2 separate regions of the Homo sapiens genome follow, and region 2 is linked to region 1. The links are chromatin loops, found by intact Hi-C in ENCODE. Cell type or tissue: heart right ventricle. All regions are shown on one strand. Each heading gives the region's core, and the rest is flanking DNA. Links, peaks and the distances in the headings are about the cores only. Region 1 overlaps NOM1 (nucleolar protein with MIF4G domain 1). Region 2 overlaps DNAJB6 (DnaJ heat shock protein family (Hsp40) member B6).

Region 1 (8,331 bases), core at 110-8,109:
ATCACTTGAGGTCGGGAGTTTGAGACCAGCCTGGCCAACATGGTGAAACTCTGACTCTACTAAAAATACAAAAATTAGTCAGGCACGGTGGCGCATGCCTGTAATCTCAGCTACTTGGGAGGCTGAGGTTGGAGAATCACTTGAACCCAGGAGGCCGAAGTTGCAGTGAGCTGAGATTGTGCCACTGCACTCCAGCATGGGAGACAGAGTGAGACTCCATCTCAAAAAAAAAAAAAAAAAAAATGAATGAATGAAGCTGACCTGGCCCGTCGGACACCTGCCACAGTGGGGAGAGGGGGAGGGTGCTGGCATCTTCCAGCTCACTCCTATACACTCTATTCAACCCTATAGGGATGCAGGTGCCTGGGTAATTTGGACACCCACTGACACCAAGCCCATCATCAGTGCAGTTCTTGATACTGAAGCCCCTGAGCACGGTCAATGACAGGACCTTCCCTCCTTCCGTTCTCCAGCTCTCCCACCCTCCCCTGCCAATGCAGGTAGTGCGACAGGGAGCTAAGGCGGTCACCTGACCAAGCTGAAGGAAACCAACCCACCCTAAAGTTAAGGTAAATCTTGGCAGATGTACGCTAAGGCCTAGGCAATTTTTTAAGGAGGCAAAGGTGATTTGAATGTTTGCTTACTTTTGTAAAAGAATAGTATATTTTAGATCTTTATAGAATGAGTTCTGAATTATGAATGCTTTCAAAACATCTATTTTGAAACAATTATACACTTACAGAAAAGTTCCAAGAACACACTTCACCCGCATAAACCTCTCCAAGTTCTCCAGTGGTTAACATTCCACCTCCTGGGCGTTCTCTCTCTCTGGGGGTGGAGAGAATGAATCTTTCTTCCTAAATCATAGAGCTAAGTAGCCTTCTTTAAAAGGTAAAGGAAAGGTATAGACCTCAGTTTACCACCAAAGCTTTTTTTTTTTTTTGAGACAGAGGCTTGTTCTTGTGCCCAGGCTGGAGTGCAATGGCGCAATCTCAGCTCACTGCAACCTCCCCCCACTGGGTTGAAGTGATTCTCCTGCCTCAGCCTCCCGAGTAGCTGGGATTACAGGCACCTGCCACTATGCCTGGCTAATTTTTGTATTTTTAGTAAAGATAGGGTTTTGCCATGTTGGCCAGGCTGGTCTCGAACTCCTGACCTCAGGTGATCCACCTGCCTCGGCCTCCCAAAGTGCTGGCATTATAGGTGTGAGCCACCGTGCCCGGCCAAGCTGGTCTTTCAAAATAAACATTCACTGTTACTCTAAACAAAATATAAAAAATAAATTTTATTTATGCATTTCAATACATTAAAGTTTGTTCCTTATACCTTTAAAAATGATACCCTGAAAGACAGCTGTTTAGTCATTCTATACATTAGCAGTTCTCAACCTGCATTGTAAAGTCCACAAGTTCATACATAACACTGAGCACTAAGCATCCTGCAGTATTTTAAGTGTATTTTCAATTGCACTGTAATAAATTTCAAAAAACCCCCTATATATTTAAAAGCAATTCTGAATTCATAGCTTTTAATCAAGATGTACTCATTTACTATTTATACGAAATTACAATTACTATCTAACAGCCCATATATGTTGGGTTTTTGTTTCTGCTTTTGAGAGTTTCACTCTTGTTCCCAGGCTGGAGTGCAATGGCACGATCTCTGCTCACTGCAACATCCGCCTCCCAGGTTCAAGCGATTCTCCTGCCTCAGCCTCCCGAGTAGCTGGGATTACAGGTGCCTGCCACCATGCCCAGCTAATTTTTATATTTTTCATAGAGACGGGGTTTTGCCATGTTGGCCAGGCTGGTCTCGAACTCCTGACCTCAAGTGATCCACCCGCAACCTCCCAAAGTGCTGGGATTACAGGCGTGAGCCACCGTGCCCAGCCCTGTATGTTGTTAAAATGAACAGACTTACAGGCAATCTGCCATGTACTAAATGCAAACCATAGCTAATAATTTAAGTCATACATATAACTCTCTAGCAAAGAGAGGTATTTTTGTTTTAATAATAAAATATAAAAATGGGATTGTTTATAGAAATTCATCTTTTGCAGAAAAATCAGCTTCAATTCTGTACCTCAAACATGGGTTACTGCATATGGTACATCATGAAATCAGGTGGTGCCACTGTCGTGATAGTTTTTCCCATCTTAGTAGCCGCACCCATAATTAATGCCTACTCACATCAAGTTAGCACCACTCAAATGTGGGCCATTCACAGGCAGCCAGGGATCCTCTTGGTCCGTGAGGTTGGGGGCTTGCATCAGAATGCAAATCTACCGAGGCGTGAAGCACAATTTAGTTCAACTGACATTTTTTCCTTCACAGTAAGACCTTCTGGAGGAAGGAAGCAGTGTGTTGATTTATACCTTAGCCCAAGCTCCTTATTTCACTATCAAGCTACAAGTCCAGTAGAACTGATCTGTTACATCCCAATCACCACCCAGCAAAGACACTCTTGTTAAAAAGCTCCTTAACAAAGGGAAGATTTTCACTTAATTCACTCTTCTCTTAGTACCTGTCACCTTATTTGTCCTCTAAATTCAGAACCTGCTAGAAGACATAGGGTTTGAATCTGGCTTCGGGTCGAATGATGTTGCTGAATGCAGGGTTAGAAGTCTGTAGGGACGACACAGTCTCTGTGCTGCTTTCAGTTACTTTCTGTATTCAGTTGTTCATGTTGCTTGCGCATGCTTCAAAGCTTAAACCATTAGTTTAGGGATATGCACAGATACTGATGACTTCACATCACGATTTCCAAACACAAACTGCCATAGGGTCGAGCTAAAATAAAATTTGAGGCCAGGCACGGGGGCTCACGCCTATAATCCCGGTGTTTGGGAGGCCAAGGTAAGAGGATCACTTGAGGCCAGCCTGTATAACATACGGAGATCTTGTCTCTACTGCTTGTGGTCCTAGCTATCCGCGAGGCTGAGGCAAAAGGACCGCTTCAGTCCAGGAATTTGATGCTGCGGTAACTATGATCGTGCCACTGCACTCTGGCCTGGGTGACAGAGTGAGCCTGTCTCTCTCTTAAAAAGTAAATAAATAGTATCTGAAAGTGCCACAAATGGGGCGTTTTGCCCAGGAGAGGCATCACCAGCACCTGTGCCCATCTGCCCAACGTGACCACTCTGAAGAGGACGGTGACTGCTGGACAGATGAGTTTTGGACATATATAACCTCTCAATGTCTATTCTGTATTCACATCTTAGTGACTTTTTTCAACAATCAAAGGTAAGATTTAAATTGAGTCTGTAGCATTTGAGAGAGAAAAGCAAAATTGAAGGGCTGAGAAAACAATAAACATTTGGGTATCTGCAATACATGCTGTTATCTAGGGACATTTCTGCTTCCTCCCAGAATCAGTTTTCCATACTTAGTGAGTGGGGTGTGTTTGTTTCTCCCACTAGACGGATGTTAATTCTTTGCAGGCAGTAACTATATTTTCTTCATGTTTACATCTCCAAATCCTTGCAAGCAAGTAGCACCTATTAACAGTCAAATAACTACTGTTTGGTGACCTCAGAGTTGTTTAAGATGGTACATTTACAATCTGGAATTGGTGAGGAGATGAATATCCTCAACTGTGTGAGAATGTTACATGAATGATGAAAAGCACCTGTCTGCATTACAGTGTACATAAGGCCATATCCACAGGGCTTATGTCGACTGACTTTGCCAAAGTTAATTGCAACCTAAATACTTAAAACAGTATCAAGAATCACATTTAAGCTGGGCGTGGTGGCTCAAGCCTGTAATCCCAGCACTTTGGGAGGCCGAGATGGGTGTATCACCTGAGGTCAGGAGTTCAAGACCAGCCTTGCCAACATGGTGAAACCCATCTCTACTAAAATACAAAAATTAGCCGGGCGTGGTGGCGTGCGCCTGTAGTCCCAGCTAAAGAGGCTGAGGCAGGAGAATCGCTTGAACCCGGGAGGTAGAGGTTGCAGTGAGCTGAGATTACAGGACACTGCACTCCACTCTGGGTGACAGAGCAAGACTCTGTCTCAAAAAAACAATCACCTTTAAGGGATGGTTTTTGAACTTCTAACCAATATTTTAAAAAGGTAAAAACCTCATCAATTTCTTTATAACTGCACCCTCTAGTGGCCTGTTTTATCTATTAATTTTTTTTTTTTTTTTGACAGTCTCACTGTCAAAAGTCTCACTGTCCAGCCCAGGCTGGAGTACAGTGGTACAATCTTGGCTCACTGCAGCCTCTACCTCCAGGGTCCAAGCAATTCTTGTGCCTCAGCCACCTCAGTAGCTGCTATTACCAGCATGTGCCATCATGCCTGGCTAATTTTTATATTTTTAGTAGAGACAGGGTTTTGCCCAGGCTGGTTTCAAATTCCTGGCCTCAAGTGATCCGCCCACCTTGGCCTCACAAAGTGCTGGGATTACAGGGGTGAGCCATCACGCTCGGCCATATCTATTAAAAAATTTTAAGACAATCATACACACCAGCCTCACTGCTTAGAGAACCCTGTCCAGTGTGCCTGACCCCTTTTCCCTCCCTCCTTCTCCTCTCACCCCCAAGATAGTTATTTGAAAATGGCTTGAAATACAAACAATAAAACCTTAGATCAAAAAAAATCTCAAAATATAATACATTAACAGACAATGATATAGCTCTACCAAACATTCACACGCAGGCAACAGAATAAGCCTTTGGGTTTACCAAGGACATTTTACAGTCAAAGGGCCACCTGCCCTCCTTCCTTCCCTGACTACATTCTCAGGGAAGCTTTTCCTTGCAGACACTTCGTTGCAAGGTCAGCTTTCTCTCTCAGCACGTTGGCTTCGTCGGCGCTTCTGTGGGCCTGTGCGTTCTTTAGCAAGAAGTGGCTGATGAAAAGCTTCAAACCCTCACGTAACACCCCCAGCTTTGGGTTGTCAGATACTCTGGAAAGGAATCGTATAAACACATGTCAGGGCTGAGCTGGCCTCTCCTAGATCTCAATCCTGGGTATCTCGCATAGTGAGACATAACCAGTTTCTTTTAAAAATAAAATTCTCAATTAAGAACTTCTTAACATATTTTATTATTAACAATCATTGTTAGTTTGCTAGCAGACAAGTTTCTATTCCCCAGATCTAATGCATACCAGCTTAAAAATAAAACCGAAAAGATTAAGCTACACGTATAGTACAACCTTGTGTTTGTAAATCAACACAAGTGAAAACAATCTCTTCATTTCTCTTCCATGTCTCGTCGGAAAGGGTGGGGCACATACCTTGTGAAAATTAAACTGAGGTCTTCAACTTCTGTTTCCATTAATAGGATACTTAATACTTTTCGTAAAAAACGGACTCTGGGTTTGTCCAATTCACTGAATTCAACTACCTAATGGTCAGGACATGGAGAAAAATAAAGTTACACTGATTTAGCCAACTTTTTCAATGATTTGTAATATAGTTAATTAGAGTAAAAATTAATCTCCCCCCTTCCCCCACTCTACCCGATTTAAGAAGCTATTTCCAGAGCTAAGAAATGAACACCTGTTGGCAAGGATGTGGGCCTTGGGAATTCCTACACACTGCTGGCAGAGGTGTGGCCGGCCACAGCCACCGTTGAGAACAACTCAGCAGTGTAAGTGGAATTCCCGGGTCATACACCTTATGAATCAGAAATTCAGTATCTAGAACTGAACCATAAATTACCTCCATTCCCAAAAGTACCCATCCCCTAATTAAAACTATATATATATATATATATATATATATATATATATATATATATATAAAATTTACTTCTAGAAGACTAATCCATATATATCTCTGCCCTAGAAAACTATCAAAAAATCAGAAATAAACACGGATCAGTAGGATAAGTAAGTATATAAACTGAGGCATACGTATACAGTAGGATGCTACCCAGAACAGACTCACGGGCGCCAACGTGGACCCACTGCAATCTTAGCTGAATGTCAGCGAGCTAGAGGAGGGGACTAAACGCATGGTGACGGGAATGCTACCCACAGGGAGGTGCGCAGCCAAACACCATCACAGGCGCTTGCGGACCCGAGGACGCGGCGAGACCACAAAAGCATGGTCGAAACACAGAGAAACTCGGAATGAGAGCAGCCCGGAGGGGCAGGGCGGGGGGCATCTCTAAAGCTCTACGCCTGAGGGTGTGCTCCTGCCACGCCTCTCCCGCTCATCGGTGGTAGCATCTGTGCTGTTCCAGGATGAGCGCAATGCCTGGGCGAGCGAAAGGCAAGGCAGGGGAGCGGAGGGGGAGCAACGCCTCCTCCATGAGCTAAGTTATTCCAGTTGTCAGGATTTGGCGTAAGGCTCGGTGCCCTCATTTTCAGTACAGTGGCCAAACTTGGACACCACACAGCAAGGGACGCAGGGTGAACTGGAGCCGGCATGCTGATGAACTGCACACGACACACAGAAACACACGGGAAGCTGTGGCTGCGGCTGTCTTGTGGGTCTGGGCCACTGCAGTCAACGCCCCTCAACTATCTCTGCTTTTCACTTCCCTTTGCCCCCCAGGCGCTCCAGTTTTTTTTTTTGGCTATTCAGAGTCTGTTGGTCCCACCATCCAAGCCTTACAGGCCCACATCTAACCCCAACTCCACCTGGTAAGATGTCTAGGTTTCAGCTGGGCGCACTGGCTCACACCTGTAATATTAGCACTTTGGGAGGCTGAGGAGGGCAGATCACAAGGTCAGGGGTTCCAGACCAGCTTGGCCAACATGGTGAAATCCCGTCTCTATTAAAAATACAAAAATTAGCTGGGCGTGGTGGCATGAGCCTGTAATCCCAGCCACTTGGGAGGCTGAGGCAGGAGAATCGCTTGAATCCCGGAGGCAGAGGTTGCAGAGATTGCACCACTGCACTCCAGCCTGGGTGACAGAGCAACTCCCATCTTGGGGGGGGAAGAAAAAAGATGTCTGTGTTTCATGGTCCACTGCAAAGTCCCAAAACACAGCAGGGCAGGAGAAAGCCTACAGTTTTAAAACACCTTACATCAACGTGAGCAAACTCACCTCACCTCTAAGGAGACCAGGCCCTACTTCATCCGCCCTTCTCCTCACTAACAGTGACCAGTTCAGGATTTTATAATTAGGACCAGCAAATTAACCTCAAGCTCCAAAACACATTCATTCAGATTAGCAAAAGAACTGCAGCGGTGCCTTCATTTACCAGATCAATTTGTAGCACATGTTAGTCTGGCCGTTTTCTGTCCTGGCTAGGATAATGCAAGCACTTTTCAGATGAATCAGAATCGAAGAAAATACGCTGGTAAAACAGGACCTGATTTACCAGGTACTAAACAATTACACTCCCATTTCCATTGCTTTCAATATTTTCACACGTTACACGAACCTTTAAGATGGAAAGGGAAAGCGATTTTGTCTTCAACAAGTGGGCCACCAGATGAACCAAATTAGAGAAATTCGTAGCTGGCAAGTTTTCCAAGTCCCGAAATTTGTCCCATATGCTGAACTGGAAAGTCATCTAGTATCATAGTTAAAAGGAGAAAAAAGGCAAACGGCCACAAATTACTATAATATATCACTAACAACATAACCTAAAGGTATTTTCTTATTATCTTATTTTTAATATTCTAAACATCAAGACTTTTAGTGGTGGCCTCACTGTTCTTGCCTATAGAGCATAGTCCCAAACAGCTTCACAAGAATCTCCTTCTGGTGCAGTTCTTCCCCCCAAATCAGCAGATACTAACAGAACATTCTAAGGAAAAGGCCACAGCAAGGGGCATCAGAACAGACTGGTGCACTGTGAACCGACGAGGTGCTCCTGCTGGCCTGGCCACACTGCCTGCATCTGTGGCAGAAGCAGGTGACATGAGGACATGGTGGACCCTTGACACTCCCCTCTAGCCCTCCCACTTCCGCTCCCAGTGAAGGTGGCCTGGCAGCCAGCGTGGACCAGGTGACGGGGATATCAGGGGCCTCCTGACTTGGGGAACTCCTTTGCAGGTGGGTTGAGCCAGGTAGCCTGTGTAGAAAAAATAGTAGAGCGGACGTAACTGGTGCCTCCGCACTAAGCTACCTGAAATCTCCTTTCATATTCACAGAATTTGCTAGCCAGGAAAGCATAGAAGGGATTGTAAGTTTTCTCTTGAAGGCAGCAATCCATGAGAACGTGAATGATTTCTCTCTCCTGCTGATCCTTAAGTCCAAGCCTAGAAAACAGAACAGCAATGACTGGAACATCACTCGACTTCCAAAGTTTAATGGCTGATACCTTTCAGGGGAACATCTTCCCGCCTGGAAGGGTCTGGTTAGAGGCGAGCCACGTAAAGGAGGTGGAGGCAGCGGCAGACACCAGCTAGGGGCCCAGC
Region 2 (8,331 bases), core at 169-8,168, 420 kb before region 1:
GCTCCACCCCACATTTCTGCAACAATGTTTCAGCAGCAATGTTTCAGCACCAAAGCCTCCTTCAGAAAACCTCCGGTCTCTATGGTTTTGCAAGTTCTGGAAGTGATTTCCCATCAGTGCCTGAATGGCAGTCAGTTCAGTAACCAGCTAGGGGGAAGAGGAAGGACCAGGCGGGGGAATGGGATGACAGCGCTGCCCTGTTTAAGAGAGAAACCAACCTAACAGGGCAGAAAAGGACGCGATGTTAACAACTGCAGTGTGGCATCAACACTACACAGACGTTTGCTAGTCAGGGCTCCCAGGAGTGGAGAATCTTTGTAAAGCCAAGACGCAGGTCCTTCGGATCCACATGGCAAGCCTCCAACAGCAGGCTGGGCCGCAGGTCGCACAGCAGGAGGGGTGTGGGGAGTAAGCCTCTGCTCTACACTCCAGGCAGCTGTGGTCCAGGGCATCTCTGAATCAAGGGCTGTGGGACAGCAACCACCATCTGGGTTTCCGCAGCCAGCACTCACGGGATGCTTCCAGGGCACACCTGCCAGGACACAGCAGCAGCCAGACAGACGAGAATTACTGCCTTCACAGGACCTGCATTCCTGTTGGGGTTGCACTCCGAGGCAGGAATCTTCTCCCAATCAGGGTACAGGGAAAAGGGCAAAGCGCAGTCAGGGGTCTGCCCTGAGTGTGCAACTTGCCCAGGCCACAAAGCTCAGAGTCGAGTCCTTAGTGAACAGTTAGGTAAGACCGACTGATACCCTGCACAAAAGGCAGCAAATACTGACCAAAGCACAGAAGCCAGGACAGGCCTTCTAACGCCCAATCATAAACTCTGCTGTCTCTGGAAATCAGTGACGTCTAGATTTCTAACACAGGAATAGCTGCTGTGACATTCCCTCTTTTCACCTTTTTAAACAGGAAGACGAAATAACGTAGCCAAATGACAGACTTCGGTCTACCCCATTTCAACCATTGGTCACACTTTAGTACCAAGGCCTACATCTAGCTCCCCCCACGTCCCTAGAACAGCTAGGAATACCATATCCAAAGGCTTTGAAATCAAGACCCCAAAGGGTAAGATCTCATGCCTTCGTTTTTAAAAATACAAACAGCAGTGGGTTATGTAATTCAGTCCCCTCCAGACCCCACGAAACCAAGTATTCAAATCAACTAAACATAATTTTGTGCTTGAAAACCTCCGAAATAACAACATCTGCCTCCATTCTGTCACTGAACATGCTAATGGCTAAATTTCAACACTGCTGCCAATCAATAACAGAGATAATATGCCAATTATTTATTACCGTTGAATCCTCTGCAAATAAAAATGTTTCTAATTCATTCTATAGTGCTTAAAACAAGATCAGTATTCCCGGAAAGAAATGATATCTAGAAGGTAATCAAGACAGGATAAGCAGGCATTTTTCAAGCTCTAATTAATAAACAGAAATTAAAATTGATTGGAAAGACAATCACCCCACAGTGTTCCTCAAGCGTTTCCACATTGTAAGGAACATTTACTTCAGCACACTAGGTGCACAGGTAAGTTTAGCAAATGGTGACACTAACTCTACCCACTTCTAAAATCTACTCATTGAAGGACTTCCAAGAGGAAGAATGACAAGTCGCCCATGATGCCACTATTGATTGACATCTTTCAGATTATTTAAAACCCCGAGTTTCCAAAATCAAGCCTGGAATCTTTGGAATCTAAAAAGCTTAAATTTTATAAAGGATAGAAATATAAGGAATAATCCATCACTCAAATCAAACCAACGGGGTGGGGAGCTACAAGGAATAGGAAAACAGGAGATGACAAAAATACAGATTATTGAGCCCTCCAGACAAAAGGATGCCAAACAGGGATTAAAAAACTACACTTTGGGTACAACATACACTGCTTGGGTGACAGCAGCACTAACATCTCAGAATTCACTATATAATGCATCTACGTCACCAAAAACCACTTACCCCCCCCCCAAAAGCTATTGAAGTATTTTTAAAAATTAAAGACTTTAAAAATAAAACTTAAAAAAGAATCTCAAACAGGGAAGTTGAGCACAAACCAAACACAGCAGACAGCACACCCCAGAATGGATGGGACCACATGGGGCTGTGCACAACCAGATACGTGCCGTTAAGGAGCGTTCAGCTTCCTATTTTCAGAGGCGCTCAACACTACAGCAAGTAAAGAGACTGTTGAATTTACCAAAAACTGTAATTTAAATCAAATGCTATTATTCTTCCAAGCCATCACTTACTTGAGTGATGGTATCAATGCTCACAGCCATTTCCTAACTTTTCAAAGGTACTCTCATGCACCCTTAGACTGAATTCTCTAGGAATAAACTTAACGGGGTTTAAAAATGAAAGGTGTAAGATTTGACAGCAACAAATAGGCTTTCTATTCTATTAGTAACTTAATAAAATTACACTTCTATCAATGGAAGAACAGAATAAAAGTAATTTTCTCAGCCAGGCGCAGTGGCTCACGCCTGTAATCCCAGCACTTTGGGAGGCCAAGGTGGATGGATCACTTGAAGTCAAGAGTTCCAGACCAGCCCTGACAACATGGTGAAATCCCATCTCTACTAAAAATACAAAAATTAGCTGAGTGTGGTGGTGGGTGCCTGTAATCCCAGCTACTCAGGAGGCTGAGGCAGGAGAACTGCTTGAACCCGGGAGGCAGAGGTTACAATGAGCCAAGATCACACCACTGCACTCCAGCCTGGATGACAGAGCAAGACTCCGTCTCAAAAAAACAAACAAACAAACAAACAAACAAAACAGTAGTTTTCCCAAGTACAAATGAATGCTCCCTCCTCCTCAAAAAAAAATTTTCACAAGAAAGATTCCTTAGGAGTCAAACATATTTTACCTGTAACACCATGTTGAGTAAACTGTTCACAGCTAGAGTTGCATGAAACACTCCACAAAGTCTAGAACAACCAAATGTGTTCTAAAATTGTGTAGTACCAACGCTATAGCAAAATGCTTCCTAGTTTAAGAATTACAGGTAAAGACTTTTCATTTTCCTGGTATTTCTGGACATCCCTGGATGTCTCAAGGCTGCTGCACTGACTCATCCCACCCACTAATGAAAAATATAAAACGCCTTAGTCCAAGTATCTACTTGAATTTATTTAGTAACAAAAAACCACCCGTCCTGATGGCATAAACAAAAGCGCGCTCTATGATCGCACAATGCTAGTTGTGAGTGGGATTTCCAACACTAGAGGGCGCTGTCCCGCTTTCCCGCACGTGCCATGGCTGCATACCTACCTTATCCAGAGACAGGAAGTGCCGCGTGCTGGGTTATTTCCGACACAACAGACAAGCACATCACTCGTTGTTCTTCTTGTACTTCAACTGTCCCCAATTACTTAACTGTTGCTATGCTTTTTTGAGCTCCTATGAAATTCCTTAAAATATTTTTTACTTATTTTCAGTAACAGCACGTGAGGTTGCTTAAGGGCTCTGGCGTATCCCGAGCAATCTCTATGCCCTCCTGCAAAGCCAGCACGGATGGAACACGCTACGCTGTTTGTCAGGGAACCGCCTGTCCTTCTAGCGGTTTTCACGCTGTTTAGTTCCAAAACAGTTTCAAATTCAGTCAAAGTCTAGTTCAATATTCACTACAGCTAGGATTCTAGTTACCAATGGTAATCATGAAAGATATTACAAACTGAGAAACAAAAGACCTTGACTGTCCCAAAGTGATTTTTTTTTTTTTTTGAGATGAAGGCTTGCTCTGTCTCCCAGGCTGGAGTGCAATGGCACGATCTCAGCTCACTGCAACGTCCACCTCCCGGGTTCAAGCAATTCTTCTGCCTCAGCCTCCAGAGTAGCTGGGATTACAGGCGCCTGCCACCACACCCAGCTAATTTTTCTATTTTTAGTAGAGACAGGGGTTTCACCATCTTGGTCAGGCTGGTCTCAAACTCCTGACCTCAGGTGATCCACCCGCCTCAGCCTCCCAAAGTGCTGGGATTACAGGCGTTGAGCTACCGCGCCCGGATCCGTAAGTGATCTTACATCAAACTAGAACATACTTTAAGAGTGAAAAATTATACAATGGTTTCTTCCCTCTCCTGTAGAAATGTTACCATAATTAAATGTTTGATCAATTGCTAAATCACAACTTACAATATGAAAATCTTCATATACTTCAAATATACTGAAGAAAATGTCTACATGTAACTGAGGTGCGGCATCCACCTGAATGAACAGCACGAAACGCTATTAAAGTGACACTAGAAGCCCAGGCACAAATCATACACAGACACAAAAAAGCTCCAGATCCCACTCAGGAAGAATGCACCAACACATTCGCATTTATTTTCTTTTTTTTTTTTTTTAAAGCAAATGACAAAGACCCAGTTTACCAGCTTTACTTTTTTAAACCTAAGCTTAACATTACATATTTAAACAATTGTCAAAACTTACTAAGTTGCCAGCATTCATGCACAACTAGAAAACATCCTTAATTTATATTAAACCAGAAATGTATTACCATTAATGTATTAATATCTTTCACTACTAAATACTGAAAAAAATTGAAATTATTTCTGTAGAAGAATCGTCCTGGCAATGTTAACTTCACAGCAGGCCGACACTACGTGGCTCACATTTCAGACACAATGAAAAGCAGGTCCATGCTGGTGTTAGTGTACAATCTTGTCCTACACTAAAGAGTCAAGACTCACCTTGGAGTACGTTTAATAAAAAAGCAAAGTGCATACAGAGATTTACAACAATTTTAAAGACAAAAAAAAAATGGTCCTATTATGTGGTCCCAACAATCAACTCAAAAGTCTATGACAAATAGAGGCTCCGATGAGCTGTTTATAAATACTTTAGGTACAATTATACTGAAAGTCGAGTTCGTTTGAAATCTTCAAAAAAATGTTCCTGTTAATCCTCAAATGGTGCTTGTTATAGTTTAACATTTCTGTTAAGTGCGTGCGTTGAATTACTTGTTATCCAAGCGCAGCAGCTGCTCCTTACCATTTATTGTTAAGGACTTTAACTGGCCATCTTCTTCAACTTCTACTCTTTCTTGACCGTTCTCGACAATTCTGTAGGAAAAAAATTCATTTAAAAACCTTTCTGGTAAAGAAAATGCATGTGTGAGGGTAACTAAGTTGTTTAAGGACATTACTGAAATACACCATGAATATAAGTAATTTTCAGGCTGTAAAAACATGGCTGAAGCCAACCTGTCAACAACACATCTTCCTTTCCTAAAATAGAATTAACCTGACAAAATAAATTGTGTCTCAAATACCGTACAGGCGGATGCTAAATACATGCAGAGGCTATAAAACAGTAAAGGCTTTACTATTAATGATTTTCCATTTTACCATTTTAACAATGCTGCAGAAACTTATTACACTGTATTACATTAAAGATTCCCTCTAATAATTCAACAGTTAAGTAAAATTTAAGAGAAAAGGCTTTAATTAATGAATTTGGAGAGCAAAAGATTTTCATGGCGCCAGATTTAGCATACAACAACCTCTACTTCACACTCTGGGAGACGTGCAACATGGCACCAGTGAAACGTTACGCCTGCTTACTAAAAATATAAAATGCAGAATACCACAGTACCTCTTTGTAGTGATTTTTCTGCCATTAACCATTTTAGTTGAAGTTGATATCGATTTGAAGTTGCCCATGCCACTACCACCAAATGACGTGGAAGAGAATGAAGTGAGGCCCCCGTGACCTAGTGACCCAAATGAAGTAAATCCTACAGGAAAACAGAAAAGAAAAATGCTTAAAGAAATATGTCAACTAGTAATGCAAAGACAAGAGTTTGAAAGTTCAGTAGCAGAATATTTAATGTTAAGGCATAGAACCGAGGAGTAATAAACGACGCAACTATCAAGGCCTCAGCTGAAGTGCTGGGGTGCCCAGGGGGAAAGACTGTCTCTCAGATCCCTGAGTGGGGACTCTAGGGCAACGCGAGAGTGCAGCCTCTCCCCTCCCCCTCTCCTCATGCAGAGCTTCGCGGGACCCAAGCAGCTTTTCTGACATGCCAAAGACAGCCCCTGCTTGTGGGTGGTCTGCTTGGCACCATGAAGCACGTGTTGTGTTAATGTGAACATTCTGGAACCGAGACCAGTATTAAGCTCCAACCAGCAGAGCAGCCTCGGTATCAAGCTCTGTTTGCTTTGGCGTGGCTTGTAAACTCCACAGACTGTGATGGACACTCTTACCCCACAGGAACAGAGTGACCTCACCACCACAGAACAGCAAACCTAATCGGCTTCCCTCCTCTTTGCCACAGGACCACAGGGGATAAGAATCTAAATTATTAAAAAACTAAAATAATTGCAGAAAGAATACAAGTATTCGTCTCAAAAAACTATGGTTCTACAGTTCATGAACACCATTCTCAATTATACATTATGGATATTATCGCAGTGTGGACACTAAAAACTTTCACAAGTCACACTAAAGCAAACCTATTTTTCGATATTAAAGCTGGTCTACTGGTTAGAGCTTTTGTCCTGTTTCCAAAATGCTCCCATTAACACAAATGACGCATACCTCTGAACATGATTCAATCATCTAAGCGCAGATACTGTCTAGGGCTGGTGGTGTCCTGAAGAAATATGTGAACCAGGTATGTTAAGTTTACCTTTTCTAATGATTTCACTAAAAAGCAGAAACTAGTGACATTAATTTTAGTATTTTATTTAATACAGTATATCCAAAATATTTCAATTGGAAATACAAAAAATCAAAATCATTTGCGGTATTTTACACTGCTTCCCATGTTCCATCTTTGAAACCCAATGACTATTTCACACTCCTGCTGATCTCCGTTAGGAGTAGCCAGGCCTCCAGGGCTCAGGAGCTACACGTGGCTGGTGGCTACTGCACTGGTCTCAATTAAGCCTCGCTAAGTATTTATTCTTGTGATACTTTGTAAGGCACCTCAGAAGTGGAGAAGGCTTACACCCCCACCACACACACACACACACACACACACACACACAAACACACATACAGGAGCCACTGATTACTTTTAAAAAGGACAATTTACGTGGTATTTTTAACTAGCTTTCTTAACCTGTGGTCAGCATATTCCATGGTATCAAATGAGAGGATCTGTTGAGGGAAAGCACATCAAAACTGAGGTCCAATCGAGCAGAATTCACTACTTACCTAGATGGCATGAGCGCAATGTTCAAAGAAAATAAAATTCTGACCATGATGAAGAAGGAACCCTATATAACAAGCTCTCCCAATTCTTATCGTGGAGGCTTAAAAATAAAAATGAGAGAATCAAAACAGCAGCTCCAGGCCAGGAGTGGTGGCTCATGCCTGTAATCCTAGCACTTTGGGAGGCCAAGACGGGTGGATCCACCCGAGGTCAGTTCAACACCAGCCTGGCCAACACGACAAAAACCCTGTCTCCATTAAAAATACAAAAATTAGCTGGGCCTGCTGGTGCACACCTGTGATCCCAGCTACTCAGGAGGCTGAGGCACAAGAATCACTTCAACCCAGGAGGCGGGAGGCTGCAGTGAGCTGAGACCGTGCCACTACACTAAGAGTGGCACTCACTAAAGTGAGACTCTTTTTAAATTTAAAAACAAAACACAACAAAAAAAAAAGCTCCTTTGTGAAGAGAAACTGGATGAGCTTCAGAGAAAAGTGGGATTCTTCAGGCTAAACACACAGGCATATCATGATATATGCATATTCATGTTACTCCAGTCTACAAGCTTGTTTCCATCGGTGAACTATGAAGAGCTACGTGCGTGAGGCTGACACTTCACTAGTGAGTGAGCCTGGCCTGGGCTAGTGGTAAGGCCCAGCCTTCGATTCCATCCAGTGGGATGCTCCTAGGATGCTATTTGTGCACTTTTGTTTTAACTACAAAGGAGGTTAGACAGCATGAAGGTTAGTGAGATTTTCCAACTGCGTTACTTTCCACCTACTGATGCAGAACATATGTTGCCCCTTTTTAACTAAGAATTTCATTACATTCTGGCCTTGATTATTATATTAAGAGGAGAAGATTTCCAAGCACGACATTCTTAGGAAGATTAGGAGAAAATGTAGGTTAAGCGCAGACCTGTATACCAAAAAAAGCTGGCAAATCCACAATGCTATTCTACGAAAGGTATACACATATTTTAAAGCACTCTAACTAAAAGAGTATTATGATTTTATAAGTACTAACTGCTGTTAAGATAACAGAGATTAAACCTAGGGATTTAATACCTGTATCAAAAGAAGAAAATCCACTTCCAAAAGACGGAAATCCACTGAACGCAGAGAAAAACGACCCCGTCCCTCGGCTTCTGCTTCCTCGGGGAC

The links. A loop is a pair of places that touch in the nucleus more often than their neighbours do. Peaks named below come from ENCODE experiments on the same cell type or tissue, not always from the same donor. Only the 100,000 strongest peaks of a DNase experiment are listed, where the experiment ranks them.
Region 2: a loop joins it to region 1, with 5 times the contacts of the local background. A loop is called at or near these places in 12 of 110 quality-filtered maps.

Annotation. Positions count from the first base shown.
Region 1 is chr7:156,966,111-156,974,441 of GRCh38, reverse strand. NOM1 (nucleolar protein with MIF4G domain 1) reads right to left here. Exons shown (of 11, transcript NM_138400.2): 8 at 8,040-8,172; 9 at 7,350-7,481; 10 at 5,246-5,355; 11 at 1,266-4,913. The coding sequence ends at 4,739. Among named protein-coding and RNA genes, the nearest start is that of NOM1, 21 kb to the right of the region's middle. RefSeq lists a silencer at 5,921-6,112. In heart right ventricle, for the core only: a CTCF peak has its summit at 4,090 (motif pointing left); no DNase peak of the experiment used is centred there.
Region 2 is chr7:157,382,282-157,390,612 of GRCh38, reverse strand. DNAJB6 (DnaJ heat shock protein family (Hsp40) member B6) reads right to left here. Exons shown (of 10, transcript NM_058246.4): 6 at 8,236-8,331; 7 at 5,605-5,746; 8 at 5,002-5,072. Among named protein-coding and RNA genes, the nearest start is that of DNAJB6, 49 kb to the right of the region's middle. RefSeq lists an enhancer at 1-368. In heart right ventricle, for the core only: CTCF peaks have their summits at 3,025 and 3,225 (motif pointing right); a DNase peak (open chromatin) is centred at 3,262; H3K27ac peaks cover 4,107 bases.